Regions from separate parts of the Homo sapiens genome. Here all the other regions are linked to region 2. Evidence: read pairs that join two places in POLR2A ChIA-PET (ENCODE). Cell type or tissue: A673. All regions are shown on one strand. Each heading gives the region's core, and the rest is flanking DNA. Links, peaks and the distances in the headings are about the cores only. Region 1 overlaps TTLL6 (tubulin tyrosine ligase like 6). Region 2 holds the start of LOC105371813 (a long non-coding RNA gene). Region 3 holds the start of GIP (gastric inhibitory polypeptide).

What was found. Peaks named below come from ENCODE experiments on the same cell type or tissue, not always from the same donor. Only the 100,000 strongest peaks of a DNase experiment are listed, where the experiment ranks them.
Region 1: POLR2A ChIA-PET joins it to region 2 with 11 read pairs; 3 of 35 experiments call an interaction of 5 or more read pairs at or near these places.
Region 3: POLR2A ChIA-PET joins it to region 2 with 14 read pairs; 2 of 35 experiments call an interaction of 5 or more read pairs at or near these places.

The regions. Positions count from the first base shown.
Region 1 is chr17:48,761,465-48,767,918 of GRCh38, forward strand. It overlaps TTLL6 (tubulin tyrosine ligase like 6), which reads right to left. Exons shown (of 16, transcript NM_001130918.3): 16 at 770-1,509. It also overlaps the pseudogene RN7SL125P. Among named protein-coding and RNA genes, the nearest start is that of HOXB13, 36 kb to the left of the region's middle. In A673, for the core only: no CTCF peak of the experiment used is centred there; no DNase peak of the experiment used is centred there.
Region 2 is chr17:48,810,678-48,817,049 of GRCh38, forward strand. TTLL6 (tubulin tyrosine ligase like 6) reads right to left here. Exons shown (of 16, transcript NM_001130918.3): 1 at 6,293-6,372. LOC105371813 (a long non-coding RNA gene) reads left to right here and starts at 1,563. Exons shown (of 4, transcript XR_001752926.1): 1 at 1,563-1,682; 2 at 2,383-2,410; 3 at 5,162-5,315; 4 at 5,752-6,281. RefSeq lists a silencer at 6,258-6,307. In A673, for the core only: a CTCF peak has its summit at 3,918 (motif pointing right); a DNase peak (open chromatin) is centred at 3,934; H3K4me3 peaks cover 708 bases.
Region 3 is chr17:48,967,613-48,972,612 of GRCh38, forward strand. GIP (gastric inhibitory polypeptide) reads right to left here and starts at 984. Exons shown (of 6, transcript NM_004123.3): 1 at 905-984. In A673, for the core only: no CTCF peak of the experiment used is centred there; DNase peaks (open chromatin) are centred at 2,849 and 4,946; H3K27ac peaks cover 429 bases.

The DNA of each region.
Region 1 (6,454 bases), core at 1,455-6,454, 49 kb before region 2:
GGCCAGAAATTCGTTCTATTGGAAATCCATAAGGCAAAGCCAGGTCAACACTGTGAAGCAAGCACTTGTCTTCAGAACTTACTTCTTCCACCTCTGCCTCATATGCCCCAAAGGTCTCACCAGGGATCAGACTCAGGAAGAGTGAGTGAAGCAAAAATGGATCACATTCCTGGAAAGGGCAGAGAGTGAGCTGGCAGATAAGGAAAGATGTTATGCCTGCGGTCTAGCCAGGCCCTGTGCTGGGCAGAGTTGGTGGAGTCAGTTGCCCAGACAGGGCAACGTCCACGTCAGGCTCTGGGCTCCTAGCAAGGAGGGCAGGGCTTACTGTAGACCATTTGTCCCAAGAAAGTCTTCAAAGCTTCCTATTTTTAATGTATTTGGAGCTTTTTTTTTTAGACGGAGTCTCACTCTGTTGCCCAGGCTGGAGTGCAGTGGCGCGATCTCAGCTCACTGCAACCTCTGCCTCCCAGGTTCAAGCGATTCTCCTGTCTCAGCTTCCTGAGTAGCTAGGACTACTAGCTACCATGCCCGCCACCATGCCTGGCTAATTTTTGTATTTTTAGTAGAGACGGGGTTTCGCCATGTTTGCCAAGCTGGTCTTGATCTCCTGACCTTGGGTGATCTGCCTGCCTCAACCTCCCAAAGTGCTGGGATTACATGCATGAGCCACTGCGCCCAGCCTGGAGCTTTCTTAGTGAGGGGTACTCAGGATAACTGTCTCCCCACAACCCTCCTTTCCCATTATCCCTCCAAATCAGGCTCCTCCTCCTGGCAGTAAGCATGGCAATTTCTTTTATTAATGGATGCCTGAAGGGAAAGTGTAACATTTCTGCAGGCTGATAGAAGAAGCATCTTCAGGCTGGGTACTCTCGCCTCACCTCTGTTTTCACTGGTGAGATTAAGTTGGGCTGGTGAGGGAGGTCACCAGAGGATGCTCGGGCACTGAGGTGGCAAGTCTTTGGGCTGGTGGGGATGGGCGGAGGTCGGGCCTTGACCTTGTGAAGTTGCAGCTGCCTCAGTTCTCTCACTCAGGGCTCAGAGTTATGCACCATGCCCATCCCTGACCTCATCTTTTATCTTGGAGACGAAGACCAACTGGCATAGTTCTGTTGGTGGACTGAGGGCTTTTGACTCCTGGAAATCATGAGTCCTTCTCTGAAACACTACTCCCGAAGTTGCTTTATCTGGGGGAGTATTCTGGATGATGGTGCCATGTGAAGAACCCAGAGAAGTGCCACTGGTACGGCAACTGGAGTGTGTCCTGGGGCAGCACCAATCCAACCCCAGAAATCATGGTCCTGTAGCACTGTAAGCTAACTGGGAGGGAACAGAGGCAGGGCTGTTGGCCCCATTGCTGCTACTAGGAACTAATGGAAGACCAGTATATCTAGATGAGCAAACAAAACTTCAGTTGATTCTGTGAACACTGGAGACACTGTCGGAAGAGACACATTGTTTCCTGCAAGTTAAGAGGTAGGAAGGGAAAAGTGGCAGAGATCCAGTCTGATTCTGGAAAAAAAAAATTTTTTTTTTAGATTTTCCTTTAAAATGGCCTCCAGAATATTAAAGTCAATGAACTCATCATCACCATTCCTATCTAGTGGATCAAGAGACGCTTAGGTGACTTATATCTGTAGTCACCAGAAACTCATTCTACCTACACAACATTCATCTTCCTGTAGCCTTCTTGCCTGAAATATTGGATATGGATCATTTAAGAGCAGCCAAGATGGCTGGCTGGAGAGAATGTTATAGTGGTTAAGAAGCTGTATGCCCTTGGACAAGTTACTCAACCTCTCTCAGCCTTGGTTTCCCCATTTGGAAAGAGACAACAACAATGCCCCGAGGACTGAGACAATATATGCAAAGCTTTTAGTACACCAGTGGGAAGTGTGTCTTGGGCCAGTTCACGCTGGGCTCATCACCATCAGCACAATATCATCCTCATCAGCAATAGCATCACCATCATTGCAGGTACCATTGATTCAGTAAGATGCCAGGCATCCCACTTTACCAAGCCATGAGTCATCCTTAAAATCCTACAAAATGAGGCCAGGCACAGTGGCTCATGCCTGTAATCCCAGCTCTTTGGGAGGCTGAGGCAGGTGGATCACTTGAGGTCAAGAATTTGAGACCAGCCTCGTCAACATGGAGAAACCCCATCTCTACTAAAGCTACATCCAAACATTAGCCAGGAACAGTGGCACACCTGCAGTCTCAGCTACTCAGGAGGCTGAGGCAGGAGAATCAGTTGAACCTGGGAGGTGAAAGTAGCAGTGAGCCAAGATCACACCACTGCATTCCAGCCTGAGCGACAGAGCAAGACTCTGTCTCTAAAAACAAAACAAAACAAACAAACAAACAAAAAAACAGAAAGAAAAAGTTAGCTAGCGGGAGGCTGAGGCAGGAGAATAGCTTGAACCTGGGAAGCAGAGGTTGCAGTGAGCTGAGATCGCGCCACTGCACTCCAGCCTGGGCAACGGAGGGAGACTCCAAAAAGAAAAAAGAAAAGAAAAGGAAAGTTAGCCAGGCATGGTGACAAGCACCTGTCACCTCAGCTACTCAGGAGGCAGAAGTGGGAGAATCTCCTGAGCCTGGGAAGTTGAGGCTGCAGTGAGCCATGATAGTGCCACTGCACTCCAGCCTGGATGACACAGTGAGAACCTGACTCAAAAAAAAAAGGAAGATCCTACAAAATAGGTTGTTTATCCCCTAGAATTCAACTCTTATACAGATCTGCACCATGGACTCAGTGACCAACCCACTGTGAAAGTGGGTCCAGAGGAAGAAGAATGATATTCTAGCCACTAAAGCAGAAAAATGCAGGAATGTGTCAGGGCGCCATTCCTCACATGGGTCAGGATGGGTGCCAAGTTCATGGCCAGATGGTAGAGAAGGAAACATAGAGCTGTTTGTCCAGTCCATCACTTGTGTGAGGTTGGGCAAGTCATTTAACATCCTCAACCTTGAGTTTCTTCACTTGCAAACTGGGCATAAGGTAATAACGTCTGCCTTGCCAACCTCACATTGTCAATGTGAGGATTCTATGAGATATGATCTGTAAACCTGATGTGTGGAAGGTGTTATTACTCTTACGCTTTCCAAAGAAACCCCTGATCCTCCATTGAGGCCTCTGCTTGCTCTTCCTTCTTTCCTTCAACCATTATTTATTGTGCAGAAGCCCTCTTTTCAAACCACATTCTGCTCCGTCTGCAAATCAATGCATTAATATCATGCATTCCAATGGACATTCTGCTGTATATAGTCTTTTGGGAGTCTGCTTTTTTATGTGTAAGTCCTTTATGGTCCGATTAGTTTGGAGAGAACTTTTAGAAGACATTATTTGGCCTAAAAGCAGGGGGCCAGTTCTGAGATCTGGTGACCCCATACGGTATTCTAGGAGGCTCTGCTTGGTCTTTGTCATATCTGCTACCTGCAGAAATGCCTCCACTGAAGAGCCACTTATTGTCACCTCAGCTCTAACTAAAGACTAATATGAAAAGTATCATTTAACAGACAGATAGTATGGCTTCAAGAGTTTGGGGCTTGAGAATCAGAAGCATCTGACTCAAATCCTTGCTGTGACAATTAAAACTGGGGGACCTGCTGAATGTTAAGCCTTATGCTCTTTGAGTATCAGCTTTTTTTTCTTTTCTAAAGCTCAAGGCCAAGTGCAATGACTCACGTCTGTAATCCCAGAGCTTTGGGAAGCTGAAGCAAGAGGATTGTTTGAGGGCAGGAGTTCAAGATGAGCCTGGGCAACATGGGAGACCCTGTGCTACAAAAATACTTTTTAAATTAGCTGGACATCATGATGTGCACCTGTAGTCCTAGCTACATGGGAGGCTGAGGCAGGAGGATCGTTTGAGCCCTGGAGTTTGAGATTATAGTGAGCCATGATCCTACCACTGCACTCCAGCCTGGACAACAGAACAAGACTGTCTCCAAAGAAAATAAAAATAAAGTGTACAACTGTGATTGAAATTCAATTAGATAAAATATTTATCTAGAAGAGTGCTGGCGCCTTTATAGTCGGCTAGCAAAAAAGGGTAACTATCACCATCTATCATCCTGATTTTTTCTTTTTTTAGAGATGGGGTCTTGCTATGTTGCCTAGGCTGGAGAGCAGTGGATATTCACCAGCGTGATCCCACTATTGATGAGCATGGGAGTTTTGACCTGCTCCATTTCTGTCTTGGTTTACCCCTCCTTAGGCAACCTGGTGGTCCCCAGCTCCTGGGAGGCCACCATACTGATGCCAAACTTAGTGCAGATACTTGATCAGGGTAGCGCATTACAGCCCAGAACTCCTGGACTCAAGCAATCCTTCTGCCTCAGCCTCCCCAGTAGCTGGGACCACAGGCACTCGCCACCATGCCCAGCACCATGACTAATACTAACACATGGCCATGCCCTCAGCCATTGCTTATTATGGCAGAAAAGATCTAAGATGCCACATGATAAACTGCTCTTTCAGGGAAAGAAGTCTTCCCTAAGGAACTACTAAACTTATTTTTACTCATCTAGGAGAAAATATTGAAACCCTGTCTGCCTAAAAAATACCAGAGCTTCTTGGGGAATCTAGCCCACGTTGCTAAAAAGTGACACGAAGAATCAGCATCTGATGTCAGAGGTATTCACCAAGATTCAACTGATGGGGAAGTTCTCCCTGTTTCCCAGCTCACTACAGCTCCAAGCGGGTGAGGGCCAGTGTACACAGGGATGTACCTGGAGCTTGGGGGTGGGGAGAGAAACCAACAGAACCAGTCCCAATCTTTGAGGAGCCCCCAATCTTGAGGGAAGGAATAAAGTTCCTGTCTTCAGGGAGACCCCCATCTGATGGCAGAGACATAGTCCATGCCACTAGAGACTCTCTAGTATGATTGGACAGACAAAAAGGACCAAAACAGGATGCTGTGCCTGGCCTTTTCTGCTAAGAGGTTCAGAGCTAAATTCAACGGTCAATGCAGGAAGCACTTTATCACACCCTCTTCATATAATGATCTCTTCCCTTTCTTCGTGTGGCTTCTGATCATTATTATTTCATTTAACAGTCCTACTGAATACAAGTTTTCATTGTAATGTGCTACATCATCCTTTTTTAAATAGTAGAAACAGACTGGGTGTGGTGGCTCATATCTGTAATCCTAGCATTTTGGGAGGCCGAGGTGGGTGAATTGCTTGAGGCCAGGATTTCGAGAACAACTTGTCCAACATGGCAAAACCCTATATCTACTAGAAATACAAAAATTGTCCGGGCATGGAGGCACATGCCTTTAGCCCCAGCTACTCAAGAGGCTGAGGCACAAGAATTGAAGATAGTGGTAGTGGGTTGGAGCTCCTTAGGGATCAGAGTTTTGCTCCAATAACAGGCCCACAGGTCAGGGCTGGCTGTAACAGGCTCCTCTGCCCAGGCCTGGGTCTACATGTAAGACAAGTACTTATTACCCGTATGTTTTTGTTGTTGTTGTTTTGTTTTGTTTTGTTTTGTTTTGTGTTTTTGAGATGGAGTCTCGCTCTGTCTCCCAGGCAGGAGCGCAGTGGCGTGATCTCGGCTCACCACAACTGTAGCTGGGACTACAGGCACGTGCCATCATGCCCGGCTACTTTTTGTATTTTTAGTAGAGATGGGGTTTCACCATATTGGCTAGGCTGTTCTCAAACTCCTGACCTAGTGATCTGCCCACCTCGGCCTCCCAAAGTGCTGGGATTACAGGCATGAGCCACCGTGCCTGACCTATTACCCATATTTAAAAGACTTGTTCAAAAGACAAATTCCCAGGGCCCCTTCCCAGCCCTCTTATGCCAGAATTCCCAGGGGGTTTGGCCTGAGAAACTACAGGCTTAAACAAGGGCCCTCATATGATTCCCATCATCAGGGAAATGGGGAAACATCAGGCCCAGCTCTTCTCTGAGCATGGTGAGAGGACTATCAGAATCAACTAGAGGAGCTTCATAAAATGCAGATTCCTGGGCTCTCCACCCAGGACCACTGAATCAGAATTTCTGGGAGAAGGCCCTGGAATATGCATTTTTACAGGAACCCAAGGTGATCTCTATGGGCTGGATGTTTCCTTGCAGGCCCTCCTGCAGTGTGAGCTACTGGTCACAAGGGGCCAGGTCAGAGTATCTGCTCACAGTAAGCTTTGCGTGGCAGGGTGGAGGGAGACGATTCACATCTCTAGCCTTCTTCTTTAGACAGTCAAGCAGCAAAGATCCCTTAATTCCACAGCTCTATGTTGTGGAGTTCTCCGAAGTTTTTACATATGACCTTCCCTCAGAAGCACTGAAGTTCAGACGGAGGGCATCTTACCATCTCCTGGGGCCTTTTGCACGGTGGAACCAAAGCTTCTCAAAGGCCTTTGGTTCCACATCTCAGTCTCTGCTGTCCTGTTGCTCTGTCCCCTCAGCACACTCCATTACAGGGCCAGCCTTTGGGGCAAGTGATCTAGGC
Region 2 (6,372 bases), core at 1,373-6,372:
GTGAGACCCTGTCTCAAAAAACAATCAAACAAAAAAACCTATGTGTATATATAGTATGTGTGTATATATATATAGTACATATATACACATATATAGTATGTGTGTATATATATATAGTACATATATACACATATATAGTATGTGTGTGTATATATATATATATATATATATATATATAGTATGTGTGTGTATATATATGTAGTTGCCAACAACTAGAAAATGCAGATTTCCATTTCTTTTGGAGAGGTCTCTATTCCTTCATGCCAGCAATCAACCAGAGCTCAGTAATGCCTCCTGTAGACATTTCCCAGTCTGCCCCAATGCCCAACACTCCTTTTTGTTTCCCTGACACAGGAGCCAAGTGACAGTTATCCTTATATTATTATTTTTCTTTTTTTTTTTTTTTTTTTGAGACAGAGTCTCACTCGTCACACAGGCTAGAGTGCAGTGGCATGATTTCGGCTCACTGCAACCTCTGCTTCCTGGGTTCAAGCGATTCTGTTGCCTCAGCCTCCCGAGTAGCTGGGATTACAGGTGCCTGTCACCATGCCTGGCTAAGTTTTGTATTTTTAGTAGAGAACGGAGTTTTATCATATTGGTCAGGCTGGTCTCAAACTCCTGACCTCAGGTGATCCACCCACCTTGGCCACTCAAAGTGCTGGGATTACTCAAAGCAAGTGTGAGCCACCATGCCCAGCCTATTTTTCTTATAGTAGCATTGAGACATCTCTTTTTTAGAGACATGGTCTTGCTATGTTGCCCAGGCTGGTCTCAAATGCCTGGCCTCAGGAGATCCTCCTGCCTCAACCTTGGAAGTAGCTGGGATTACAACCATGAGCCGCTGTGCCCAGCTCAAGAGAGGTGACATTTTCTTAAACGCAGCCCACTTCTTTCATTTAAACTATATGCCTGACCCTATAGACATCTGAATTTATACCAGTTCTGCTCTAGTATCTCTGGCCTCCAAGCAGTTTCAAGTGAAAACAAAAGCTACTTCCACCAGGGCTGAGCAGAAAGCTTTTTTTTTTTTTTTTTTTTGAGACAGAGTCTTGCTCTGTCACCCAGGCTGGAGTGCAATGGCACGATCCCAGCTCACTGCAACCTCCACCTCCCAGGTTCCAGCTATTCTTCTGCCTCAGCCTCCCAAATAGCTGGGATTACAGGCACCTGTCACCATGCCGGCCTAATTATTTTTGCATTTTTAGTAGAGACGGGGTTTTGCCATGTTGGCCAGGCTGGTTTCAAATTCCTGAACTCAGGTGATCCGCCCACCTCGGCCTCCCAAAGTGTTGGGATTACAGGCGTGAGCCACCACGCCCAGCCAGAAAGCATTTTAATTCCCTGGTTTTCAGAATAAGAATTAAATCTGACCCAGGTGATGCTGGGACCCCCCCCCCCACCCCCCGCTCAGACTTTTCAGATGTGGACTTTATTTGGTTCTACAAGACTTCTCTTAACAGTCTTAGCAACCACTCCCTGCTCACCTGGTAGTTCCCACCTATTGTCTTGCGTAACAATTTTGTTGGTGCCAACACCAAAAGCAGTCTTGTAGCCTTGAGGAATAAAAGGAGGAAAGGCAAAAGACATGGCCTAAGGAGAATACAAAGGAGTGAGGGGAGCTGCTGGTGGCATCCTGAAATATACATACATCATGGTGTAAGGGCCTCTGCCGTCAGCTACAGGTGACTAAGCCACTTATTAAGAGGCAGCTGCAGTGTAGTAGCTAAGAACTCAGATTTCGAAGTCTCTGTCTGGATTTAAATCCCAGCTCTGCCACTTCCTAGTTGTCTGAACTCAGGCAGTTTATTTAACCTCCTGCCTTAGTTTCCTCATCTGTAAAGTGGCTTCTCCCAGTTATGGAGATTAAATGAGTTTACTCATTTGACTTAATGCAACACAAAGTTCTTAGAACAGTGCCTGGCACATAGAAGGTACCCACAAAGTGCTCTCTACCATTACCAGCTGTGTAACCCTGGACTGTGAACTTCCTGATGGAAGAGGCTGTGTCTCTGCATTCTCAGCTCCTAGCAGTGTCTAGAAAAGATACTAAAAATGAGATGTTCATATGCTCCTTGAATTAATGGGCTGGAAGAATGAATAAATGCATGAACTAATTAAGCTTCTCCAAGGTTCATTTTCCTTAGCTATATAACAGAAGTGTTGTTGTGAGCATTAGGTAAGTAACATTTGTTATTTACATTGTTAAAACATCAACCTTGGGTCCTTCTCATATAGCTGGCACTTAAAATGCTTGTTTCATTCACTTACAATAGACTATTGAAAACCCACTTACCAAGTAGCAGACATTACACTAAAGCATTTATAAACATAATGTCTCATCCTCATAATAACCTATCATGGATACTCTTTCCTCTATTACAGATGAGAAGACTGAGACAGAGAGACTAAGGTAAGAGGCACAGCTGGGGTTGGAAGACATGTCCATCTGACCCCACAGCCTGTCTCTCCATGCTCCCCTCACTGCCTTTTCCTCTCGGCAGGCCATCCATAAATAGTGTGACCATAAACTAAAGTAACTGATCTCCTAACTCCCAAAAGCAATCTTAGTGACTTTAGTCTCTTAAGAGTCAGTTGGGGACAGGCACGATGGCTCATGCCTGTAATCTCAGCACTTTCGGAGGCCAAGGTGGGCAGAGCACTTGAGCCAGGGGTTTGACACCAGCCTGGACAACATGGTGAAACCCCACTCTACCAATAAATAAATAAATAAATAAGCCAGGTGTGGTGGCGTGTGCCTGTAGTCCCAGCTACTCAGGAGGCTGAGGTGGGAGGATCACTTTAGCCCGGGAGGCTGAGGTTGCAGCGAGTAGAGATCACACAACTGCACTCCAGCCTGGGAGACAGAACTAGACCTTGCCTCAAAAACAAAAAGAAAAAGAAAAAGAGAAAAATAATCAGTTGGTCCCACATCATTTTCCTTAAAGTCAACTGCTTTAAATTCCCATCTCCAACAAGGGCTTGGATCTCTCCAGATTTGCCATAACCTGGTAACAGCTGTATTGTTTCTACTTGTATTTATTTTCACTCTCTTTCCCTTCTTTTCTCCAATGTCCACATTGTACCAGGGCTCCTATTAAGGGTGTAATTAGAATATTTTCTAAGCTTCTATGGAATTCCTGAATGTTAGAGCTGGGAGGAATCTTTTTAGAGGAGGTTTTGAACTCTCTGCCCTCTGCCAGTCTGTGCTAGGGGAGGGGACTTGTACCCAGCCAGAGAGCAAGAAATCAGAAGCACCATCAAAACCCCAGCTTCCTGGTCCCCAAGTTATCTTCCCATTATGCTGGGTTAGTGGACAGACAAAGTGGACTAAGTGCTTTAGAGAGTTTTTAAAAGACTAAGGCTGGGTGCGGTGGCTCACGCCTGTAATTCCAGCACTTTGGGAGGCCAAGGCAGGTGGGTTACTTGAGGTCAGGAGTTGGAGACCAAGTTGGCAAACATGGTGAAACCCCGTCTCTACTAAAAATACAAAAATTAGCTGGGCATGGTGGCAGGCGCCTGTAATCCCAGCTACTCGGTAGGCTGGGGCAGGAGAATCGCTTGAACCTGGGAGGCGGACGTTGCAGTGAGCCCAGATCGCACCACTGCCCTCCAGTCTGGGTGACAGAGGGAGACAGTGTCTCAAAAAAAAAAAAAAAAAAAAAAAGACTAAGAGCTGTACTACCAATGTAACAAACACAGTAAATAGCAAAATAGCATCTTCAGTTTTTCTTAATGACACAAGAAAGAGCATTGTGTCATTAAGGAAGGGTATTAGTCCACCTTTCCAAGTAGGATATAGTTAAGACACTGAAAAAATTCTCATGTTTCCTTCCATTTTAGTATAGGGTTTGATCTTGAGATCTTCCAAGCCAGAGGCTGTCAACAAGATCCTGGTTAGACAGCACGAAAATGTCCTACATTGGCCACCAGGGGGAGGGAATGAGCACTGGGACGGGTCCACTGGGACGGGTCCATTGCGGGTTATTTGGAAAAAACTCAGAGGAGGGTCCCTGTCTTATTTCCACTTCTGAAGGACTATACCTGTTGACTACTCTCCTCTTCCCTGGAGGTGTTGCAGAGGGTGGAAAATGTTTAGTGCTTTCTTTTATCTTTCTTTCTTTCTTTCAAACTCCAGCCTGTTGCCCAGGCTGGAGTGCAATGGCACGATCTCAGCTCACCGCAACCTCTGCCTCCTGGATTCAAGTGATTCTCCCGCCTTAGCTTCCCGGGAGCTGGGACTACAGGCATGCACCACCACGCCTGGCTAATTTTGTATTTTTAGTAGAGATGGGGTTTCTCCATGTTGGTCAGGCTGGTCTCAAACTCCCAACCTCAGGTTATCAGCCCACCTCAGCCTCCCAAAGTGCTGGGATTACAAGCATGAGCCACCGCGCCCAGCAGTTTAGTGATTTCTTTTGCAAAACTGAATGAACACGGGCATCCTATAAATGATAGAAAACAATAATTTGGTGGTTGACTAAGAGAACCCTGGGAGAACATATTTCAAGTTGTAGCCAAGTTTTTTCATCTCTGACCTTCATCACCTGGACTTTTTTTCTAGTCTATAGGAATATATAGAGCACTGAAAGTTTCGCCTATTGTGTCTGTCTGTGAAGTCCCTCTCTTTCACCAGATAATAGGTTTTCCTTCACGTACCTCCTTTTCATCTTTTGGTCCTCATTTCCCTACTGGAAGCATCCCTCTGAAGGCCTCCAGTGGTTCTTGGAAAATGTCAAATTGGATGGGGGAAGAAAAGATGTGGAGGTAAGACCTCTGGATCTTGCTTTCAGCTTTGCCCCTCCAACTCAGTATGTCATAAAAATCCAAGCAATTATTTCCTCTCCCACTCCCTATCTTCTCTATAATTACAGGACCACTAGGAGGATAAAAGCTTCACATCTAGAAAAGTGCTTTGAGCTTTGATTCAGACAGGATAAAATAAGATGTTTTTTGTGGTCTTTTGACTTTTCGTTTTAGTCACACTTTGAATTTCAGCCCGGGGCCTGAAAGGGTCCTAAGCAAAATGTGAACTAACAAGGGAGGGATGGGGCACCCAATTGCTCAAGGGCTTTGCCAATAAGAAGTGTTGAGAATGACAAGTCACCTGTAGTGGGAACAATAAGAATCTTGCTGACTTAGATGCCATCTTTTATTCTTCTAGAAACTGAGAAATTCTGCAAGATTGGAAGATGCAATATTCAGATCAGGCTCATGCCTAGTCATTTTCTCCACAATATTCAGGGCATTGCTAACAAAGACAGATGGATCTGGATCCAAATCCCAGCTCTACTAGTTTCTAGAATGTGTGACCATGGGTGAGTAACTTAGCCTCTCTGTACCTCAGCTTCTGTATAAGTAAAATGGGGATGATAATAATATTCATTTTATGGAGCTGTTTTAAAGATTAAATGAGTTAATATTTCTAATACCCTTAAAGCAGTGCTTGGTTCAAAATAAAGGCTATATTGTAAAATGAAAATATAAACCAGGCGTGGTGACTCATGCCTGTAATTCCAGCACTTTGGGAAGCCCAAGTGGGAGGATCACTTGAGCTCAGGAGTTCGAGACCAGCCTGGGCAAAAAAGTGAGCCCCCCCACCCCCACCTCCATCTCTTAAAACAAACAAAAAAGAAAATATAATAATAAGATTGGCATAAATATTAAATTTTTTTGGAGTGCCTCGCACATACTGGTGCTTTCAAAACGTTAGCTCCCTTCCCACTTCATCCCCCAATGTGATATTTTTCCTAGAGTTCAAATCCCAAAGGAGAACTTTCTGCAAAGCCAGAAGAGTATTTTTTCAGGAGGGGTGAGAAATAACAACTGGAAATGAAAGAACACCAGGCTGGAAGGCGGTAGGGGCATCAGCAGAGGACTATGCCGGCCATGAAAAATGGGAAGTGTCTTGCTGGAAGGTTTCTCCAGACAAAGGAAGAACAGTGATGAAGAAAATGACCCAATGATGGGGATGAAGGGGATGAAGAGAGTTGTGTGAGTCCCAGGGATCGCTGGTGTCTAAGCGACAGCTCCTTGGTGGACTGTGGTTTAGGAAATCGGGGGAGGGCGGGAAATGAACGTTAATAAGAGGGACTGAGAAGGGGGGAGTCCCGGAGCCGAGGGACCGTGAGGGTGAGTGCCTGGCGCCATGGAACGCCACCAGGGAGGGCAGCGGGCTACCCTGGGGACCTGGGTCCCGTGTGGGTTTAAGGAGACGTGTCTAGCCAGGTTTTCAGGGGACAGGCACCAGGAGGCTGCGGTCTGGAGCCAGCACCGGGCTTTGGGGCGCTCTTACCCGCAATTCCTACTCCCCCGTCTCGCCCCGCTGGGCTGCTAGTCCAGCTTGCAACCACACCTGCCGGCCCCCTCCTCGAA
Region 3 (5,000 bases), core at 1-5,000, 160 kb after region 2:
CTCCCAAAGTGCTGGGATAACAGGCGTGAGCCATCGCGCCTTGCCAGTTTGGACCTTTTCTAAGAGCCTGGGGCAACACCATGGGGGAAGATGAGGGGTGCTGTGCACTGGAGTTAGTGACTAGAAGGGACATGGAATCTTACCAAAAGATGGACCAGGCTGGGTGCAGTGGCTCATGCCTGCAATCCCAGCACTTTGGGAGGCCCAGGTGGGCGGATCACTTGAGGTCAGGAGTTTGAGACCAGCCTGGCCAATATGGTGAAATCCTGTCTCTACATAAAAGACAAAGATTAGCCAGGTGTGGTGGTGCGCGCCTGTGATCCCAGCTATTCAGGAGGCTGAGGCATGAGAATCGCTTGAACCTGGGAGGAAGAGGTTGCAGTGAGCCGAGATTGCGCCAGTGCACTCCAGCCTGGGTGACAGAGCGAGACTCCATCTCTAAATAAATAAATAAAGGAAACATCAGCGCTACCTTCTCATTTCTCTTTCTCTTTTTTTGAGACAGGGTTTCGCTCTGTCACCCGGGTTGGAGTGCAGTGACACAATCGTGGCTCACTGCAGCCTCGACCTCCTGGGCTCAGGCAAACCTTTCACTTCACCCTCCCGAGTACCTAGAACCGCAGGCATGTACCACCATGCCCAGCTAATTTTTTAAATTATGTGTAGAGATCGAGTTTCCCTCCATTGCCCAGGCTGGTCTTGAACTCCTGTGCTCAAATGATCCTCCTACCTCGGCTCCCAAAGTATTGGGATTACAGGCATGAGGCACCGCACCTGACTATCTTCTCACATCTCATATAGAGGAAGAGAAAACTAAGATGCCAGGGCTGCTGAGCATCTCAGGGTTGCCAAGATCCATCTGCTCTCGGGTCATCTCATCCATCCCTGTCTCCACTTCTCTTACCAGACTTCCTTTCCAGCTCTTCCAGAAGAAGGACAGATAGGGGTCTCCTTCCCCTGATTTCTGGACCTTCTGAGCCTGCTGAAGAAATCATGCCCCAGCTCCTTTATATTAGGCATAGACCTGCTGATTAGCCTAAAAGCATCTTATCTCAAGAAATTAAGCCCACAGCTCCTGCCACATTAAGTCCATTTTACACATAATAGAGTTGCCCTTTCCACCTGAACTGTGCTAATTGGTGATTAACATTTGGCTATCTCCAGCTGCTGTCTGGGGCCTGCCTGTGGGTAGGGTACCCTAAGTACCCCCTTTTTTCTTCCTCCTCCTCCCTTCTGGGCACAGGGCCCACTACTATTCTTCTATGCCCTACTTCCTTTACAGTTGCCCTCAGTTAGAAGGGATACTTGTAGGCCAGGCGCGATGAATCACGTCTGTAATCCCAGCGCTTGGGAGGACGACACGGGCGGATCACCTGAGGTCAGGGGTTCGAGACCAGCCTGGCCAACATGGTGAAACCCAGTCTCTACTAAAAATACAAAAATTAGCTGGGCATGGTCGTGCACGGCTGTAATCCCAGCTACTTGGGAGGTTGAGGCAAGAGAATCACTTGAACCTGGGAGGCAGAAGTTACAGTGAGCCAAGATCGAGTTCACTGCACTCCAGCATGGGCAACAAAGAGAGACTCTCTCAAAAAAGAAAAAAAGAAAAGAAAAAAGAAAGGGGGCCGGGCGCAGTGACTCACGCCTGTAATCCCAGCACTTTGGGAGGCCGAGGCGGGTGGATCACGAGGTCACGAGATCGAGACCATCCTGGCTAACACAGTGAAACCCCGTCTGTACTAAAAACACAAAAAATTAGCCGGGCATGTTGGCAGGTGCCTGTAGTCCCAGCTACTCGGGAGGCTGAGGCAGGAGAATGGCGTGAACCCGGCAGGCGGAGGTTGCAGTGAGCCGAGATGGCGCCACTGCCTGCCAGCCTGGGCGACGGAGCGAGACTCCATCTCAAAACAAACAAACAAACAAAAAAAAAAAAAACAAACAAAAATTAGCCAGGCATGGTGGCACGTGCCTGTAGTCCCAGCTACTTGGGAGGCTGAGGCAGGAGAATCGCTTGAACCCAGACCTGGAGGCAGAGGTTGTAGTGAGCCAAGATCGTGCCACTGCACTCCAGCCTGGGTGACAAAACAAGACTCTGTCTCAAAAAATAAAAATAAAAATAAAAAAGGGTACTTGTAGTGAAGACAGACTTGGGGTAGGGTGGCACTAACTGGCAGGGGGACACTCCCACAAGGCAACAGGCTACTTCTGGGTGGGAGAGAGTAGGTCCACAGTCATCTGAATCCCAGCTCTGGACAGTGGCCTATGGCTTTGGTGATGTGGCAATGCCCCCATCACATTATCTAGAGAGGTGTCCCAAGGGCTCAATGTTGAGGGAATATGAAGGATCGGGGTTTCCTAGGGACAGCTGGATAAACTGAGAACATACATTCAAGCTGTCTTCCTGCTCAGGGGCAGGATAAAGCAGGAGAAAGAGACATGTTTGTACCTCAGGGGCTCACAGGAGGGTGGGGTAGTTACAACTTTATCTATAGAGATTTAGGAGCCCCTCTCCTCATATGTCCTACTGTCCTGTACAAGAGAAGTATGTCATCCTGTCTCTTCTATCAGAGTGAAGACCCTGGAGTTATGCTGTGCCTCTCTATTATACAGGAGCCACTCCAAGGCAGGGGCTTTCTGTCCCTGATCTGCCTGGGAGCTCTCTGAGAGGAGGAGGAGAGCTGGAGGCGATGTTCCCCCAGCACACTGAGGCTTTCTGAGGCTAAGGGCTGTGTCTCCCCCTCAGACTGGAGACTCCTTGGGATACTCCCTTTGCCTTTCTCCAAGTACTTAGCACATGGCTCTGTCCACAGGGGCTCTCAGTCTAGAAGGGGCAGGGCACAGATTGCATTTTTGGCAGACCTCCAAGGCGTTCTTTCCAGGCTCCTCCTCTGCCGCCGCCATGGGTACTTGGGACCATAAACAGCCAAGCTCATGCTCTGCCTATCAGCTCCAGGTCCTAATAAAGGCCACCTTCCTTTCCAGGTGAACACCCTAGCCTAGGAGCAGATCCAGCATGAAATTAAGTGTGCGTGTGGGATGAGAGGTACCTGGACTAGCAGGGTCACTTACCTCTGCCTCCTGGAAACCTCCTCTGCATACCCACCCATTCTCCACCATCTAGAAAAACTCCTCCCTTAGCAAGCTCTCCAAATTCCATCTCCCAGCTACCAATGGGCAGAGATTAGACGTCGATTCAGATTTGACCTCCAAGGGAGATGTGAGGGCTGCTTGTGATCTTGTTTTCTGCTGAGCAACACAGTTAATGAGCTCAGAAGGGCTTGTGTTCAAATCTGCCTCCTGCCTGGAGGCAACAGTATCCAAGAAAAGTGGACAACATTCCCTGGGAACCCTGAGTCTGGGGCCAAATTGGAGTCAAGGAAGGCTCTGTGATGGGCTCTAGCAGCCATGAGCCCCTGCCTTGTACTCTGTGGATTTGTTTTGGGGGTGGGCTGCTCTGAAGGCCAATGTACTTCATTTTGTTTATTAATTTAGAGACGGAGTCTCACTCTGTCTCCTAAGCTGGAGTGCAGTGACACGATCTCAGCTCACTGCAACCTCCACCTCCGGTTCAAACAATTCTCCCGCCTCAGCCTCCCGAGTAGCTGGGATTACAGGCAAGAACCACCATGCCCGACTAATTTTTGTACTTTTAGTAGAGATGGGGTTTCACCATGTTGGCCAGGCTGGTCTTGAGCTCCTGACTTCAAGTGATCCGCCCGCTTCGGCCTCACAAAGTGCTGGGATTACAGGCGTGAGCCACCGTGACTGGCCAAGCAAGTGTACTTTAAGTCCCCACCCCACCCCCTTCTCTGCAGCCTCATCCCCATTTCTCTTTGATCTTTGGCCCTCATGCCCTGCAGTGCACAGACAAGAGAGAATATGTCCTGGACCCTGTAGGCAGGGAAGAGCAGGGCAGGCAGGAACAGGGAATGTGGGGAGGGCCCCCAAGCCTAGAGCTCCTGCTCAAGTCTGCAAGTTCCACACTCCCCAGAAGCAGCAGAATATGCGAGGAGGGCCAGGGGAGATCAGAGATGAAGCCAAACTCCTAGGGGGTTCCACAGCTCCCCCAAAAGGCATATTGGGAGGCAGGAAATTGAAAAGATGACCCTGGGAAGTTTCTGAGGATTGGAAGAGCCTGCTGGACTTGATCAAAATCATTTAATAAATCCAACTGGCAGTTAAGCCAGCCTGTCCACACCATAAGGAGAAGCGCCCTGGTGTGCAGAGTTCTGTGCAGGTTTGGGGTTGGGGGTGGGGAGGAGGAGGCTCTGGAATTAGCAGAGCCTCCCTCTTCCCATTTCACTATGGAGAATTGCTAGCATGTGAGGGGTCAGAGAGGACACAGGGGATGGGGGTCAGGAGGACACCCCAACTAGCCCAACACCCACACAAGTTGAAAGAGTGTGTGGGGGCCCGGCACAGTGGCTCACGCCTGTAATCCCAGCACTTTGGGAGGCCGAGGAGGGCAGATCACAAGGTCAGGAGTTTGAGACCAGCCTGGCCAATAAGTGCCGATAGTCCCCACTACTTGGGAGGCTGAGGCAGAAGAATCACTTGAACCCAGGAGGCAGAAGTCGCAGTGAGCTGAGATCACTCCACTGCACTCCAGCCTGGGAGACAGAGCGAGACTCCATCCCCCGCCAAAAAAAAGAAAGAGTGTGTTGGGTTGGGTTGGGGGGTTTCTGAGGTGTTACAGGAGTTAGGTAATCAGGGGAGTGAGATTCAGAGAAGGGGTGATGGGCAGTGCCATCGCAAGAGAACCCTGGGTCCCATTTCCCAGCCCTTCCTGGGTTCTGACTGGGCCCTCAGGAATGAGAACTGTAACAGCAGAAGAGCATCTGGGGTTTGCTTGCTCTTCCAGTCCCCACTGGTGACTCACCGCCACCCCCACCACCATCCCCATCCCCCTCGCTGGCGCAGACATTCTGGCCCAGCTCTGCAGCCAGGTCAGGGTGACTCAGAGGGCTGGCTGCTGCCTCCCCGCCGTGGACCCTGCTTTT